2 separate regions of the Mus musculus genome follow, and region 2 is linked to region 1. The links are chromatin loops, found by intact Hi-C in ENCODE. Cell type or tissue: heart. All regions are shown on one strand. Each heading gives the region's core, and the rest is flanking DNA. Links, peaks and the distances in the headings are about the cores only.

The links. Peaks named below come from ENCODE experiments on the same cell type or tissue, not always from the same donor. Only the 100,000 strongest peaks of a DNase experiment are listed, where the experiment ranks them.
Region 2: it touches region 1 in a loop (3-fold over the local background); 5 of 42 quality-filtered maps call a loop at or near these places.

What each region holds. Positions count from the first base shown.
Region 1 is chr15:27,919,169-27,927,455 of GRCm38, forward strand. It overlaps Trio (triple functional domain (PTPRF interacting)), which reads right to left. Exons shown (of 57, transcript NM_001081302.1): 2 at 49-123. Among named protein-coding and RNA genes, the nearest start is that of Gm29975, 72 kb to the right of the region's middle. In heart, for the core only: a CTCF peak has its summit at 4,668; DNase peaks (open chromatin) are centred at 4,623 and 6,943; H3K4me3 peaks cover 1,553 bases; H3K27ac peaks cover 2,371 bases.
Region 2 is chr15:27,996,963-28,005,249 of GRCm38, forward strand. The region is part of intron 1 of Trio (triple functional domain (PTPRF interacting)); the gene reads right to left. Among named protein-coding and RNA genes, the nearest start is that of Gm29975, 6.0 kb to the left of the region's middle. In heart, for the core only: no CTCF peak of the experiment used is centred there; a DNase peak (open chromatin) is centred at 4,569; H3K27ac peaks cover 362 bases.

The sequences.
Region 1 (8,287 bases), core at 2,106-7,105:
AATCAAACTCCGCTGTCAAGTAGAGCAGGTTAGAAAGTCAGACTTTACCTGAAAGATAGGCGACTTTTTCCTTCAGAATTGGCAAAACATCCATAGCTTTCATTTCATCATTTTTCCGAAACCCTGAAAGACAGAGAGAAAAGCGTCACCAGGCTGCCTGACTGACAGGTAAGGCCCATGTTACCCAGTGCCAAACGTCAACTGTCATCATAGCCAATGAATCAATTAGGGAACCTGTCTGTCCCTGTGTGAACACACGAGACTGTCCCCAGCATTTTCTTCTATTTTAGTGCTGAATAATGGTCATTACACATGCCCAGAGACAGTGCCCCTGAAGACTCTAAGCCATGCTAGCCATAGTAGCTTGTCCCCGGAAGACACAATATGTAATCAGTTCCAATCATTTGCCAAATCTTCCTTTTAACCTTGTGGAATTTAGGTAACTGCCAGAGAAGGCTGCAGCATTGGCATTGGCAGCTTTTTTTTTTTTTTTTTTTTTTTTTTTTTGGAAAAGTCTGCTTGTTGTAGCCCAGCAAAGCCTCTAGAGGGAGCTCGATGCCTACTCTTAGTCTCCTCAGCCTGGTTAATAGCAGTACTTGCCTGGCACACAGAGGGGCTTATGCACAGCCCACACTGGCCAGTGCTCCCTCCTGGCTCGCTCCTTCTAAGCTTTTTGGGTTATACCCCGAAGAAGAGCATCAATGACTAAGCTAGCCTGTTGCCACTCCAATTTCCGAGGTGGCCAAGGCCATGGACTGAAGAACAGAAAATCTTAGAAAGCCAGGGAACAATTTTCAATTTTACGAGAGGCCAGAATACTGCCTACAACTTAGGACAAGCCAATGCGTAAGTAGAGTGAGCTGCGGCCTAAATATGCCCAGCCCGCCCACCAGGAGAGCACCCACCTAGGAACGTGGGAGAAAGATTTTCTCCCTCGTGCTCATGCCTTAGGATACTCTAAGGGAGGTCACCATTCTAGGGCTGAATGCCCATTACAACCAGAGCTGCATCTGCCATCACTAACATACTCTCAGAGAAACACAAGACAGCTCCCCCAGGCCTGGTTTTTTTTTTTTTTTCCTTCCATTTTTGTCAAATAGTACAAGGAAAAGATCTGAAACATTATTTTTCATGTTCACAACTGGTAAAAGATGTGGTCTAAGTAAAGAGTATTAAATAAGTGGAGTTCTAGTGTGCTCACTGGCCCAGTTCTCATATTCTGATAGACAGTCTCTCACCAGGCGGGCACGCTGTCACACAACTGTAATCCCAGCAACGAGGAAGCTAACACAGGAGGGCCCTTAGGTCAAGGCACCCGAATTCAATCAAATCCGGGGATGTGCACTTGGAGAAGCGCATGATGTTGAATTCACTGCTCTAACTTTATTCTGGCTGGTGGAGAGGACAGAGCCCAGTGTAAGGCCAAACTAGATTACATGCTCAGGACTGCACTGTGGTATGTGAAACCGAGAGGAGAAATCTGGGAGAAAGAGTCCTCAGACTAAGTATCAGAGTCAGTGGCCCAAGCTTCCAGCTTTTCCCAAGCCTCATACATGAAACACAAGTTCCCTGTGGCCCTTCTAAAAAAAAAAAAAAAAAAAAAAAATCAAGCATCTGAGCCAGGCAGGTGGCAATAGCCACCTTTAATCCCAGCATTCCTGAGGCAGAGGCAGGCAGCAAGGACCAAAGCCCTGAGAGGACTTCTGGCATGACCCAGCCAGGGAATAACAGACTTGAGCCAGAGCTCAGGTCTTCAGGTCACCAGGCCACTTCACTTTCTAGTGCACCAACTTTTCTGTGTGAACCGCCATGGCTGTGTGCTGGCAACCCACCAGACTGAGAAGCAGTTCTGGTTTCTAGATGGCAGATACCCGAGCCAGAGGGCTACAATTTCACCCCAGTGCCTCCAGAGCTCTTGAATAAATTCAAGCTAATCTCAGCAGCTCCCCATCCATCGAGGTAACTCAGTACCACTTTAATTCAGTACCGCTCGTGGTAAAGATGGCGGTACAGCTAAGGCAGTGGCGTCAGGCTGGTGACAGCCTGTAGCCAATGCAGATGATGAGAAGGCTCATAAGCTGGGGGATCCCAGTGAGAATGGAGTGACCTGCAGCTATAGGTCAAACCTAAAGATGTCTGACAAGAGAAATCCTTTTCTACTGTTCAGGGTCGCGAACAGACACGTCCAACAAGCCAATGTTCACCCAGGTTCTTGTCTATGCCCTAGAGAATACTTATGAAGTCAGAGTGTGCAGCTGTTTAAAAATAATTTTTCTTAGAAATTAAAAATAAACAGCTTTTTGCTATACTCCATGGGTTCTGGACTACAGTACAGAAAGGCCAGATACCTAAGACTTCCTTGGCTCGTGAATTAAAAGGCTTTAGGTTCTGGGTTCAATGGTCTTCTCCTGGAGGCATTTCTTCTTGCTGGGATTACAGGAGGTCACCCACTACAAACTCAGTTAGAAGAGATCCCTCTGAGATTCTTCACCATATCTCTGTCCCAGAGACCAAGGAGTAGCCACACTTTTACTTCTATGACCAAGAGGGTCTGCGGATGGACAAGGACCGCACAGAGAAGTTGGTGAGGTTAGAAGAGGGTGGGCAAAAGGTGGGCAGCAGGCAAGGAAGGCAACCACCAAGATCAGGGGCATTTAGCTGTGCCCATTTTCTGAACGTTTAAGTTACATAAAACCTACAATAATGTGAGCAGAAAGGTAAGGAAGCTGGTGTAGGCTTTCATGAACCACTACTGTGGGGCACGATGGGTCCCAGGGAAGGAGTGATTGACAAGCACTACTTTCTGGGTCAGGCCTACAATGTGTGTGCTGAGGATGCTCATGAGAGGGCATTTGCAGTTAGGCCTTGGTTAGCAGAGGGATGACTGTGTAAAGAGAGCTCTGGGAAGTTCTGGCTTCAAGTCCACTCTCCCCTTCCCTCCTTCCCCTTCTCTAAATGTGCATACGTAAATTAAATATCTTAATAGTTTCATCTAAGACAGCTCAACCCTGATGTTAAACAACAGAGTGGATCGTGTTACATGTTTACAATGCTATCTGGCCAGGAGCAGTAAGCCTGGGATAAATACTAAGACCACGCCACCGAATGTCTCCTGTTTCAGAAGCTGCCAACCATGCAGCAAATGGATAGCCTCCATCTTCCTCTCACTCGGGGAACTCGCTTTAGACGGAAGTAGGTGCGAGTATCCAAACCTCTGAGTACCGGGTGAAAAGGAACAAACTACCAGAGTCTGCGTCCCTGTCCGTCGTCCCCCACCCCCACCCCCGCCGCCGCTCGCCCAGTGTCCTCCAGGACTTTCTATTTCAGTCTGTAAAAGATCAGCTCTGGGTATTTAGCCTTCAGTCACACCATGATTACAGCTGTAAGAGGGAAAATTACCCTCTTTGCTCCAGGAGGAGAGATCCCACAGTTGTCTCTGACAATGGGAAATCTTTTGGGTGAATGGGGGTGGGGGGAGCTGGAATGTCAACAACCCAACAGCGCAGTGGTCAGATCAACTGTGCCCTTTTGGTCATCAGACTCTGTGTCAGGGCTGCGGTGCCACTCCAACAGAACCGTTCCCAGCAAGCCACAGAGCTCACTGACCACCACGGTGGCCTTCCATTTTTAACATCAACCAACAATAAAGGAGCAGCAGCCCTCCATCTTGGTTGCTCCCAGGAGGAGCCGCACCACGGGACATCTCCAGGTTGTGTGAGCGCTCACTCATCACTCAGCTCGTTGACCCAATAGCACTTTCCGTGTACATGTGCACAAAGACCTAAGATGAAGCTAATTATCTGAGGTAAGGGTAAGATTTTTGGTGCTGGGAAGATGGCTCAGTGGTTAAGAGCACTGACTGTTCTTCCAGGTCCTGAGTTCAATTCCCAGCAACCACAACAACCATCTGTAATGGGATCCGATGCCCTCTTCTGGTGTGTCTGAAGACAGTTACAGTGTACTCATATACAATATATACATATATACATATACATACATATATATGTGTGTGTGTGTGTGTGTGTGTGTGTGTGTGTGTGTGTGTGTGTTAAAAAGAGTAAGTTTAAAACTAAAACAGCTTCTTTTGGTAATCCACTCAGGACCTCTAGCAGATTTTAATCATTTTGAATTTCACATAATCATTCGCTGACTTAATTTTTTTTTCTTTTAGGAAAACATGGTATTTAAGAGCCCTATTATTCCTCCACAGATAGAGCTCCTGATAAAGTTGCCCGTGTGCCTTGTTCTGAATTGTCTGTCAGTCACCCACAGACTGCTTCCCAGCCACCTCGTAGGTCTCAGAGCCTGTCAGCTACCCCCACCTTACATTTATTAAACCGAAAAATCGCCTGTGGGAAAGACTGAAGCATGGCTGACGGAAGCACAGGTTATGCTACAAGTAAGACTAATAACTAAGGCAGCGTTCTAAAGCAACCACAGCAAAAATGTTAAATAGTAAGCTGGTAGCTGCTCTTACTGACGAGCCTTGGTGGTAATTACCGAATTTTACTCATTAGGTAATTGGCAGAGCTCCGGAACACAAAGGGCAGGAGATAAAACTCCACATCTGTGCGGTGGCCCCGCCCTCGCACTGCCGGCAGAGAGGGTGACGTCACCCTGTCTGAGCAAGCCGCTCCAGCGCAGAGCCTGCAGGATGCTGCTCCACTGCAGGGAGGCAGTGCTAGCGAGGTGTGTGTGGTGGGGGTGGGGTGGCCGTGTAAAGCTCACGCCAGTGTCACAGGAAGGAAGTGTTTTAATGGATCGGAATCTTCTGTGAATGCATTTAATTATGGAAGAATGTTAGAGAACAAAGGTTACATTTTCACCAGAATGCTTACTAAGATATAAAAAAATGCAAGCACAATCAACTGATGCTTATGTCATTTTTTACAAAATTATATGACCCCAGATTGGACACGAGGATGAATCACATGCACCGGGAATGTAGATGTGTCCACAAACCACCACATGGAAATAACGACAAAGCGGATTCTAATGTTTAGTAATAACCACCTGATTGGCTAACTCATCCTGTCTTATTAGTGACAGCCTATAACAGCACACAGTTAAGAAGAGCACAAGCTTTACTGACTCAAGGAAACGTCAACATATAGCTCTGGCTTTTCATTTCTTACCCACAAAGTATACAGGACAAGCTGAACTGCCAAAGGATGAAAGGCTTGTTAAGAGTATTACAAATGCCTTAAACGAACGAAGAAATCAGTAGACTTTGTTGATGTTTTAACTATGCATTAATGGTACATTGGAAGTTAATTCATAATATATAATAGGCCAGTTGTCCAAAGGCATTATATTGTATAACGGCTATTATTATATAGTGGTTATTATTATAAAAGGGGTTCCAGCTTCTTCTAGTTTCATAAAATAAAAAGGAAATATGGCCAAGGGCACCCTTAATCTTCTGATCCCAGACCAACAAAGAAGCAAACAGAGAAATTGCATTTCTCTGACTAAGTGATTCAAAATAAATCACATGGGCAACCTGTCCCCCCCCCCCCCATCTCCCTGTGCCTCTGTCTGTCTGTCTGTCTCTTTCTCTGTGTCTCTCTGTGTGCATGTGTGCTATAAAGCCTGACAGCAGACGCCACCCTAATTACATATGTGCCTCTCACTTATGCATACATGCACACATGGTTCAGTAAAGCCAACCTGATCCACAGACTGCTTTGCAGAAGAGCCCGGGGAATTGACCCAGAGCGATAAAACTCGATCCCTGAGCTATGTGAATGGATACCAGCCCAACCAAGATTGATTGTTAAGAGAAATCCTGATCCATTATCACATCAAGCATTTCATTCATTTAAATAGCCTCGCCTGGCTCCCCTTGCCTTCCACCCCACCGTGGAATTCCCGCAGGTGGCCTTGCTGTATCTGCAGCCTCCTAATCAGTGGTCAGTAGTCCTTCTGACCCCACCACTCGCCTTGAAATCGGCTTCTAGCTCACACCTCCTTCTACTGCTCTCCATAAGTTTTCCACGATGCCCCTCTGTGGCTTCTTGATGCCTTCCCGTAAGACACACACTCCCTGACATGACATAATCCTTCAGATGTGACATCTGCCTCCTGTGCAGCCTCGCTCGCTTGCCAATACTTATTCTCTCCCCAGGCGAAAATGAAAGAATCCCAACCAGACAGACGCTCAACTTCTGACCCTTTGAACTCCTACACGCATCACCAAAAACCCACTCCCATCATTCCTGTTCCCAGAAATACGTGTGCACACTGCACACACTGGGAACCCTAATACTGGATACATAACCCACTCAGCGCCTGTAGCACTCAAGCCTTTGCCACATCCTGGAAATGACCTAAATACTGGTCACAGTCACTGGGCACTGTGTCCCACCGTATGGGGAGCACGGCAGAAAACCCCAAGCAGCCATTTAACCCTAGGAAAACAACACCCTTTGCAGCTGGCAAACCTCACCACCAGTCTACAACTGGGCTCCTGAGTACAGTTCACAAAAACACAGAACTAACCATATTCTAAAGTTGCCAACCTGCTCACAATGGCCAGGCACTAAAAGTGACTGGTTCTCTTGCTGTCTCGTGTACTTAACGACGAGTCCTTCATTTGTAGTTTAAGATAGGAAAAGGTTTTACTTTGGGGTTGTTGCAATGTAATTAAAACATTATTTTCTGCCCTAATCACTGTTGGTCTCACCTCTGATGAAGGAAGGAAGGGTGGAGCATACGAAGGGAGAATGCTTAGGAGGAGGCTCATTTCTGCACTTTCACTGCAGAGAGGGGGGGGGGGGGAGCAGGAGCAGGAAGTGTGCAGGCATCAGAGGCCTGCTTCTCTGCAGTTAGCAGGGTTCACCCAAAAACAGTTGCAAGGAAATGCTTTAGTCATGAGACTTTGTGACCAGCCTGGGCTTGAGGGAACGAAGCTACGTCAACTCCACACAACTCCAGACAGAACTTCTTTGTTTTACATGTCAGCACATATGTGTCCCAAGTCCCCGAGTCCCAGAGGGCTCAAGTGGAACAGCTGACAGAACGAATCTCGGGGTTTCTGCCATATGTTTTCTGCAACAGGAACGGAACACAACTTAAACTTCTGTGAGTGCGAGGTGTGGCCAACAGGCTTGCTTCGGTCGTGTCCGCCTGCCTGTTGGTGACCATTACTAGGAAAGACAGGAAACAAATAAGGAGAACCAAGGCTTCTGAGACTTCAGATGCCACGGGACAAAGGACTTGATCCCAGCAATGAGCACCGGTTTGGATTTAAGCTCCAAATCTTATTACCTTACACATTAGTAAATCTTACGGATTATTATAGTTGATCGCCACACCAGTGTCCCTGACCCCTACGTTGGCTCCTGCCCACTTCTTTTGCTTGCTTGTAGTTCGAGACAGGGTCTCTCTTTGTAGGTCTGGCTATCCTCGAACCACCAACAAGACTTCTAGCTTCTCTAACATGTAAACTGTCAATTCAGCCCCTGTGACCTGGGTTGTGGCTGGGGACTTCCTTCCTGCAGGGGACTTCCCCGGGCTTCAGGGGCCCTGCCTATCTTGTCAGCCTCTGCTTTTACTACTCAAGGCTGAGAGTCTTAATAAGTAATCAATTAATTTGAGTGGCCACGAGTTACATCTAAACAATACTTAAATCATTATCTTGTTTATACATAAACCAAAGTTGCTAAATATTCAGCAAAATTAGGATATTGTAGGTCTGTCTGTTACAAATACACTCCAGTAAGTCACGGACCCTTAAATGTGTCAATGAGGTAAAGGCTTCATGGATTTAATTCCAACATGAAACTCACTAGAAGGGCGTATCTTTAATGAGATCCAAGAATGTGGCAGAACTTTGTAGTAGCCAGTTCCCCGATGGAGCCTCGAGCTGTTTGGTTCACTTGGCGCTCGTGTTCAGACAGAACTTTTACACACACTGATCTGCTAAGCCCTGGGGATTCCCCAACCTGCACAGTCCCTGTTTGAAGACGCTTATCGTCGAATAGAGAACAAAACATGCACGAGAGCAGAGAACAGCCTCGACTCCACTCCCAGGCGGGTCCGTCTGACAGGTGCGCATCTGGGCACGCGCTGCTGTTACTGATCTGAGGTGGGGAGGCTGTGATTAGCTGGACAATCTTAACTACCACCCGTTCCCACCCAAGCACTGCATCGTCGCTGGCATGGAAATAAACCCCAGACGACCAAGGCAAGACCCGGAACATGGAGGCCCAAGACACAGCTGACATTGTCCTTCCGTGCTTCAGCCACCCTACTTGCCTTGACAGTTCTGTCCCTGTTTTCTTAG
Region 2 (8,287 bases), core at 2,221-7,220, 78 kb after region 1:
AAACCTGGGGGGTGTAACTCACAGACCTTTCTCCATCCACAGAACAGATCTACATCCATCCAGCTGGCTGCACATGTGCCAGCACATGCCTTTGCCACTCAGGTGAACTTAAACGGGCATGGTGTGTGTGTTGTGTGTGTGTGTACATGCCAGATTGGTACAAAAGCATGTCTTAGCATACATTACTTTGATGTGCTTATATGAATGCTTAAACTAACACAAGGATTCTCAGGACCAAAGAATAGTTTTTATTGTTAAATGGGTTTAATTTTTGTAATTAATTAAGAAGAAGTATGGAATGAGTTCTCTAACACCCTGTAAAGAAGTTGTCAGGGTTTTACTTGGGGGAATCTAACAACTGTCAGGACTTTCTCTCATTCAGGGGCACCAAGCCTGCTGAGGAAACCCCAGGCAGGGGAGCTGACAGGCTGCCCAGGAGCAGGCAGGGACAGTGGCCAATAACCCTCTAGCCCCCTTCTTCGGCAGTGAAAGGCCTGTTTTAGCCTGCTCCCTCTGCAGTCCCGTGTGGGAGGCGGGGGCACAAAGACCCCCTTGGCTCAGCTCTTAGGAAGAAGCTTAGGAAGCCGGCCAGGCCTCGAGTGCTGACAAATCCTGATTCAGGACTCAAGTCACACTTAGCTCACTGCACACAAAACAAGCAGTCCAGCCACTCCGGGAGCTGGGCAAAGGGAGCGTGGAATGTGCTGGAGGTCCTTTCAGACAGCACACTCCTGGCAGAGCCTCTGACTCAGCATCATGTCTCAGACCCACTCTTCGTCAACTGTCCACACCATTATGTGTCCGGGACTGAATCAAGGCAGATGATAAGTCACAGAAAACTACCCCTGAGTCATCAATATCTGAGTGTGACTCTCTCCACCTCTGCAGTCAGTAAGGCAGCCATCCATCTCGACTTGACAGAACAATTCCAGTTTAAGCCTACTTTTCCAGAATAATTAGCAGCAACACCCCGTTTCATTCTCAGAAGCATCTCTGTTTGGACAGTACATCCCATGATCAGCTTAATAATCAGGAGCAAATATCAGTGCCAGACAGCAACACCTGTCACCTTTCCAACACCCAGCAGCACGGATCTTTCTAACCACTCCACATATGGAGGCAGGGGGCAGTCTCAGCACAAGGCCAGCACACAGGACTAACAACCTGACCTCAGCAATCATCAGGTCAGCAAACCGGAACGTCATTCATTTTCTTCTCCTTTCCAGTCTTCATTCTCCGGCTGAAAACCATCACCTAGGAATGACCTCCCCTTTGATCTGAGCCCTTCCTGTGTGGTCCTCACGTCTCATATCCGACTCCACGGCTTTTGTTTGGCAAACCTAAAGCAGTAAGGCCGAATGAACCCTTGCCTGAGGTGCGGCACTGTGAGGGAGAATGGCTTTTTTCTTTTCTTAAGTGGGAAAAGAATTATTCCATGAACTTGGAAAATCATTTAGCAGTGTGGCTGTCAAATAGACAAAAGGGGGCTAAAAAGGATGGCTTAATTTTAGGTAGACTGCTGCTGCAAAAGTACGAGGACCTTAGCTCATGTACATTACGTATTTATACAAACGGTCACATCACATACACATACACACACACACACACACACACACACACACACACGGCCACTCACCCATGCAGACACAGTGATTTATAATACTAAATAAAATGAGATAGAAAAGTCAGACCATGTTGACAAAGGCAGATTAGAAACTGAGCCAAGTTGTTACAGTGGAATTTAGAAACTTGTTTGTTTCTGTAATTGTGGGCCGGCCGATGGGTATTTCAGACAAGTCTCAGGGTTGCATGAGTATGCTCCGCAGCCCCTTCAAGCAGACAAGCTCTCAGCAACTAATAGGAAGAGATCCTCCTAAAGCAGCAGCCGGGAGAGAAGCTGGCTCTCGATTCCCAGCAGGAGATGGGAGTGAGTGGCCTTTGCTCAGCCCCCCTGGAGTGCAAAGCCATTAGTCAGGCAGCCCGTTAGAGCCCCTTCCAGGACACACACCTGCTTTTACTTTTCTTCTTCCTTTTTCAGTTTCCCACCTGGTGCTCTCCCAGGCTATAGGACAGAGGCTCCAGCACGGGACCACTCAGACCTCATGTGGACAGATGTTTCAGGTCAGATGACAGCAGACGTGTAGAAACACCAGGCACTAGGGGCTGTGTTGGACACTTTCCCTAAAGAAGGGATTTCCTCCTGGCATGGCCATACAAGGTCCCATGCAAGAGAAGGCAGAGGCAGGTAGATATCTATGTATTTAGATCTGGCCATCTGGCTTATGAGAGTGCCTGGCCAGCCAGAGCTACAGGGTGAGACTGTCTCAAAAACCAAGGGATTTTCCATAGTATCTGCTCAACTTCCAATCACTACAAAAAATGTTAAATGTGTCCTTTGAATTTTGAAGGCACTGAGCATGTGAAATATAAGCCACTGAAAGAAAAGAATTACCTAATTGTGCAAGATTATTTACAAAAGTATTTTTTTTCAAACACTGAATTGGAATATTAATTATTAATCTGTTTTCAACACAAGTACCAGAATAATGCGAGCACCCAGGCATATGACCTGGCTATCTCTGCTGCTCTAAACAGACCCTTACAAACACTAAACTTAAGCTCTGCTGTTTCCTTTCTAACATGAACATATGTAACATCAATTCTGTCAAGTGTATAAAATCTTCAATGGCAGGGACAGGGAGACATTCCACTGGTAAAAGGGCCTGCTGTGCAAACAGATAACTGGCATTTGAAACACGCCCTCTCCACACACACACTTTAATGACCCATAGAAGCTAAACCCAATTTTTCAAATAGCTCTGCTCAATAAAAATTTTTTTAAAAAAGAAATAAAATGTTTGATTCTCATTTGCTTGGAAACGTGTAAAGGTTAGTCTTGAAAAGTTCGATGTTTCTAAATTTTAAAGTCTGTAAATCACAGACAGGGACTTTTAATTCCCATTTTGTAGTGAATTCACTTTGGTTTTTTGGAGTGGGGGATGGGAGGGTTTTTGCACTGCTGGAGACTGAATCCAGGGCTTCCTGCATGCCAAGTACAAGTCTACCACTAAGCTGTATTCTTAGCCCATGAAGTATTTGTAAATGAAAATCATGCTTGATTCTTGTTCCCAAATCCTTTATCTGTGATCTTCAGAAGTCAATATTTCTGACCCAAAGACCCTGATGTGACATCTTGTGAACTGAGCACAATGTTTTTCTACCATAAGGGGTGACTCTTCAACCAGGACTGTAGTCTACACATCCTATATATTTTTATAACTCTAAAATATTTGGCTGAGTCATAATAAATAGACTTTCAATATACTAAACCAGAGGTGGGCTACATTATTACTTATAGGCATATCCAAACAATCATGTAATTATCTACATGATAAAACAGACTATTTAAAATGCTCAGCTAGGTAACAGTGGGCATTGGCCTGAGTCTTCTACATCCTCAACTTCAGAAACACAGGATTATAACTTGAACAGCTGAGCTCATATGCCAAGTTACATCTAGAATCTCAACCTCCAGAGAATGTAGAATTTATCCAAAAGGCAAACAAAAAAGGGACCTACTCTAAGATGTTGAAAGACAAAGTATGGAATACAGAAAAGGGCAGAGTTCTAGGTAAAAGGTGGAAAACCAGGAAGAAAATGGAAACCTCCTCCTATACAATAGTTGATCCTCATAACCATTGAGAAAAGGCTGTGATATCATCCTAGAGCGCAGTCTGACAGGATCTGCATCCAGCTAGACTCAGTGCAATAAAACTGAGATCATTTCTCAGAATACTGAGCAAGTACCAAACAGAGAACGTTAAAGAGGGGCCCAATTACATCTTCAAAAATAATCAGAAGATTTTAAAGCGATGTAATGTTTCATTAGTGAAATAAAAAGCTCTGTTAGTTTATTAAGTGCTACATTTCTCAAGTAACAAACGAGCTTAGGTTCTGAGATGTGCGACAGCTAGCATAGTTTGGAAAATACCATGATACCCACGGATGGCTAGTCAGAGACGCTACTGAAAGTTCTGTGTCAGCTAGGCAGTTGAAAGGCTGGATTCCATTAGAAATTCGTAAAATACAGGTATACTTCCTTCTCTGTCCTTCATAATGGAAGCACCTACTCCAGATGCTGCATCTGTTTGAATGCTTAGTTCTCATGACAAGGACAGCTCTGACTCTGAGTGTCACTTTATTATCCAACTTAGTCATCACCTGCTGGCTAGCTCCTCTCCCACATCTGCCTCCCAAGAACCTGGAGATACAGGTGTGCCGCTTCCTTCTGCTCTGTGACTGCTCCCTTCAGAATGAACAGGCTCTTTTTTAAGGACAAGTTCTTAACAGGAGGACCCTAAGCTCTGTTGAATCTGCATCCAAGTGTGCTGTCGCCTAACCGATCTAAACAGCCAGCATTCTGAGAGAGTTCAGAGCTGTTCATCCATCTTTTATTACCACAAAGTATGCTAAAGGTGACTGGTGCAAAGTAGACCTTCACAGACAAACAGGAAAAGGAAACAAGGTTGAGCAGCTATTTATGGGCCTGCCAGCCCCTCCCCTCACAGCCTTCCTCTATGGGAGAGGGAGGCAATGTTGCCAGCTCCCTCCGGGATTAGCTAAATTCCCAGTTTCACTGCAGTAACCAAGAATCTATTAAGTCAGGTGCCAAAAGTTTAGGAACTACTGTGCACGAACTCAACTTGGGAACTAATAACCCACCTCCACCAGTTTTGTTTTGTTTTGTTTGTGTTGTTGTTGTTGTTCTTTTTCGAGACAGGGTTTCTCTGTGTAGCCCTGGCTGTCCTGGAACTCACTCTGTAGACCAGGCTGGCCTCAAACTCAGAAATCTGCCTGCCTCTGCCTCCCAAGTGCTGGGATTTAAAGGTGTGTGCCACCACTGCCCGGCACTTTACTGTATTTTAACAGCACAACCAAGACACACAAATGTCAGGGCCTCTCCTTAAACCCACCAGCCCTGGAGAACAAGTCAGACACAGGCAATTCTGACTTATATGTGGAACCAAACAAAGCCTCACAACTTCTAGGTCGGTTGATAATAAGCACACAGGAAGCCAGAGTGAAATATGAGTATCAATGGGTGATGTTGGAGCATTACCTGTCATCCTCCAATACAATGATTCTCCTAACAGCCTTCAAGAGACATGATTTTTCCTTCTAATGGTGATTTTTATTAGTGAATAACTAGCTGAAAATATCACCAAGCTAAGGGTCTAAGGTAACTAGGGAGGAGTGTGTGTGTGTGTGTGTGTGTGTGTGTGTGTGTGTGTGTTCCTTGCAAAGTTTGGATATAGCCTGGAAGCTCTTCGAGAGGCTCACTGCACCCCACAATGCAGGCTCCAGTGACTCTCCATCCCACCTACATCTCCACAGATCCTATGGAGATCAGCTCTTCTGGAGTCCACTCTTGGTCCCTGCAGAAGTATCACGAGTGCAACGCCTGCCTCAATTCTGTACACTGATATGATCTGCAAATCCATACTTGCTCTCACAAGATGTATCTAGCCTCTAGAAGGAAATCTTACCACTCCTGCTGCCCTGCTCTGAGTTCCAGCAGCCTAACTGAACCCAATGGCCTTTAAAGAGGCTTTGCTAGTGGGAACGCAGTGCGCAGTCACAACACTGACACTGTGACTCCCCTTACTGCAACCACAAGCGGGTTTTGGGTTTTGCCTGGCTGTGTTGTAGCTTAATCAGCCATTGTTAAGTGCCCCACTCCATTAATCCAGTTCTGCAATAGAAAGGGCTTCATTTTGCATACTGGTCAACTGCCACTTGAGGGTGACTGTCACTCAGAAGACAGGAGCCTTTGTGTCCAAGACAACAGGGTCCCTGTCACTGGGTATGACAGTGAATTTAGTGACTTTGTAATTTAGCTCAGTTTAAAGCAGGAAGCTAGATTTGTCCTGGCAGTGCTACTTCTGAGTTTTTCATTTCATACTGTTTTAATCTTTTTTAAAAAATGTTTGGGTGCTACTTGGTTACACATTTATTCAAAACCTAATGGTGGCCCCTTGTTTTCTCTCTCCTACCCCCTCCTCATCTCACTCCCGAATCTTTTAATGAGAGAAGCTCAGGTCTAAAAATTGCCCAAGCAATAGCAACAGAGGCAACACCAACAAGCTTTCCTTGTAATGTTACTGATCACTTTATAATAGCAGTATTTTGTTGTTTTTTTTAACAACACTGTGGTAATTTGCTATGTATATAATTTTTGCTAAATACAAACTGGTTATTGGATGTCCTCTTCTGGCCTCCACAGGCACCAGACATGTATGTGATACACAAACATTTGTGTAGGCAAACCACTCATATACATAAAAAATAACTAAAAATTTAAAATATAGTTTTCTACCTACACACATACACACAATAAGGCATTTTATTTCAAGGGCCGAAAACCAACTTTACTAGATGTCTTTGTTTTATTGATTATTTAGCACATACTCTGTGCTCACTAGGTGCCTTAAATAAATGATCATCAAAGACTTTAATCAGTAACTAAATCAAAGGATAATGGTGCAAAGTTAAAGAAGAAAATCAAAATAACTGGAAACTTGCATGCAAAACCCAAAGCGTCTCCTCATAATCTACGCGAATGGACGCGGACGCGAGCGAAGCCGGATATTCTCTATGATAAACACTGCAACGCACCAGTGTTCTCAACTTCTCCACATCTCATATGAAACAGAACAAAACAAAAGCCTTCCAGGGCGTGTTGCAAAGACAGAAAGTCCATCTGTCTGTCTAACATCTGGAATACTCACTCCTAGCCTACAAGTGAGCTCCACAGATCGTCCCTAAGGTACCTAAGTGCCCCAGTCTCGCCGTCCAGTTCAGAAGCACTGTCTATTTTCTGTTACATCCCTGAAGCCCTGATTCTCAAAACAGCTTCCTGCTTTGTGAACACTGTCCACCTTCAGCTCTGAATAATAAACCCTTCCTTAAGTGCTTTAATTACCAGAGCCTAGTCTTCATTTCTGCATTACTATACTACCCAAATATCACCAACTTACAGATATTTTCAAGTTAATTCTAAAATGCCATAGCTTTCAAGTCGGGTGTGGTGGCGCACACCTTTAATCCCAGCACTTGGGAAGCTGAGGTAGGCAGATTTCTGGGTTCGAGGCCAGCCTGGTCTACAAAGTGAGTTCCAGGACAGGCAGGGCTAAACAGAGAAACCCTGTCTTGAAAAACCAAAAAAAAAAAAAAGCCATAGCTTTCAAAGTTCCAAAGGTAGATTTGAATCTACTAGTAGGTGGTCTTTCTAATAAATTAGTAAATAAGTAAATAAATAAAGTCAGGATAAATCCAATAAAAGAAATTACAATTACACTTGGAAACCTTTTCCTTACCTACTACTGCTTGGAATTACAACAAACCAGTTACACTGCATTCCACCACGTGTTTTATGAGACTAAGGCGAACACTCCAGCGTAATAAAAAGAATGTCAAAGGCTTGATAATTGCCCACAAGAGAAACCAATGTATAGAATTTATAAGACAAGGCAACTTTCTTTTCTAAGACTCAGTGGCAAAGTCACAAGCCAACCCAAGGTTCTCACGTTTCAAACACACTATTCATTGAGTCACTGTGAGTAAAATCTGGACTCCATGGGGAAAAGACACAGATAGACTCACTGAAAGGGAAAGAGGTCTTAAAAAAACAACTCTTGAGCAGTTAAAAAAAAAAAATCAGCAGGAAGAAGGTTACAGTACAAGTACCAGCTAGTTTTCCGTCAGCCTGATATGAGCTAGAGTCACTGGGGAAGATGAAACCTCAACTGAGAAAGGACCCCCACCAGGCTGGTCGTGGGCAAGCCTGAGGCAGCATTTTCTTGACTAATGACAGATGTGGGAGTGCTGACTATGGGCAGTGCCGCCCCTGGGCAGGTGGTCCTGGGTGCTGTAAGAAAGCAGGATGAGCAACCCATGGAGAACAAGCCAGTAAGCAATGCCCCTCTATGGCCTCCACATCAGCTCCTGCCTCCAGATTTATGCTTTGAGTTTCTGCCCTGACTTCCTTTTGGGATGGACTGTGACCAAGATGTGGTAAGCTGAAATGAACCCTTTCCATCCTTAGCTGCATTTGTTCAAGGTGTCTTATCACAGAAACAGAAAATTAAGCTAGTGTAAAAATAAAAATGGGGGAATTTTCATCAAAAAGGAGAAACAAACAAATTAGGCAGACACAATGCCCTGAGATTATCATAGAAGAGGGGAACACAAGCAAGCCCAGGTATCTAAAGCTCTCTCCAATTCAGCC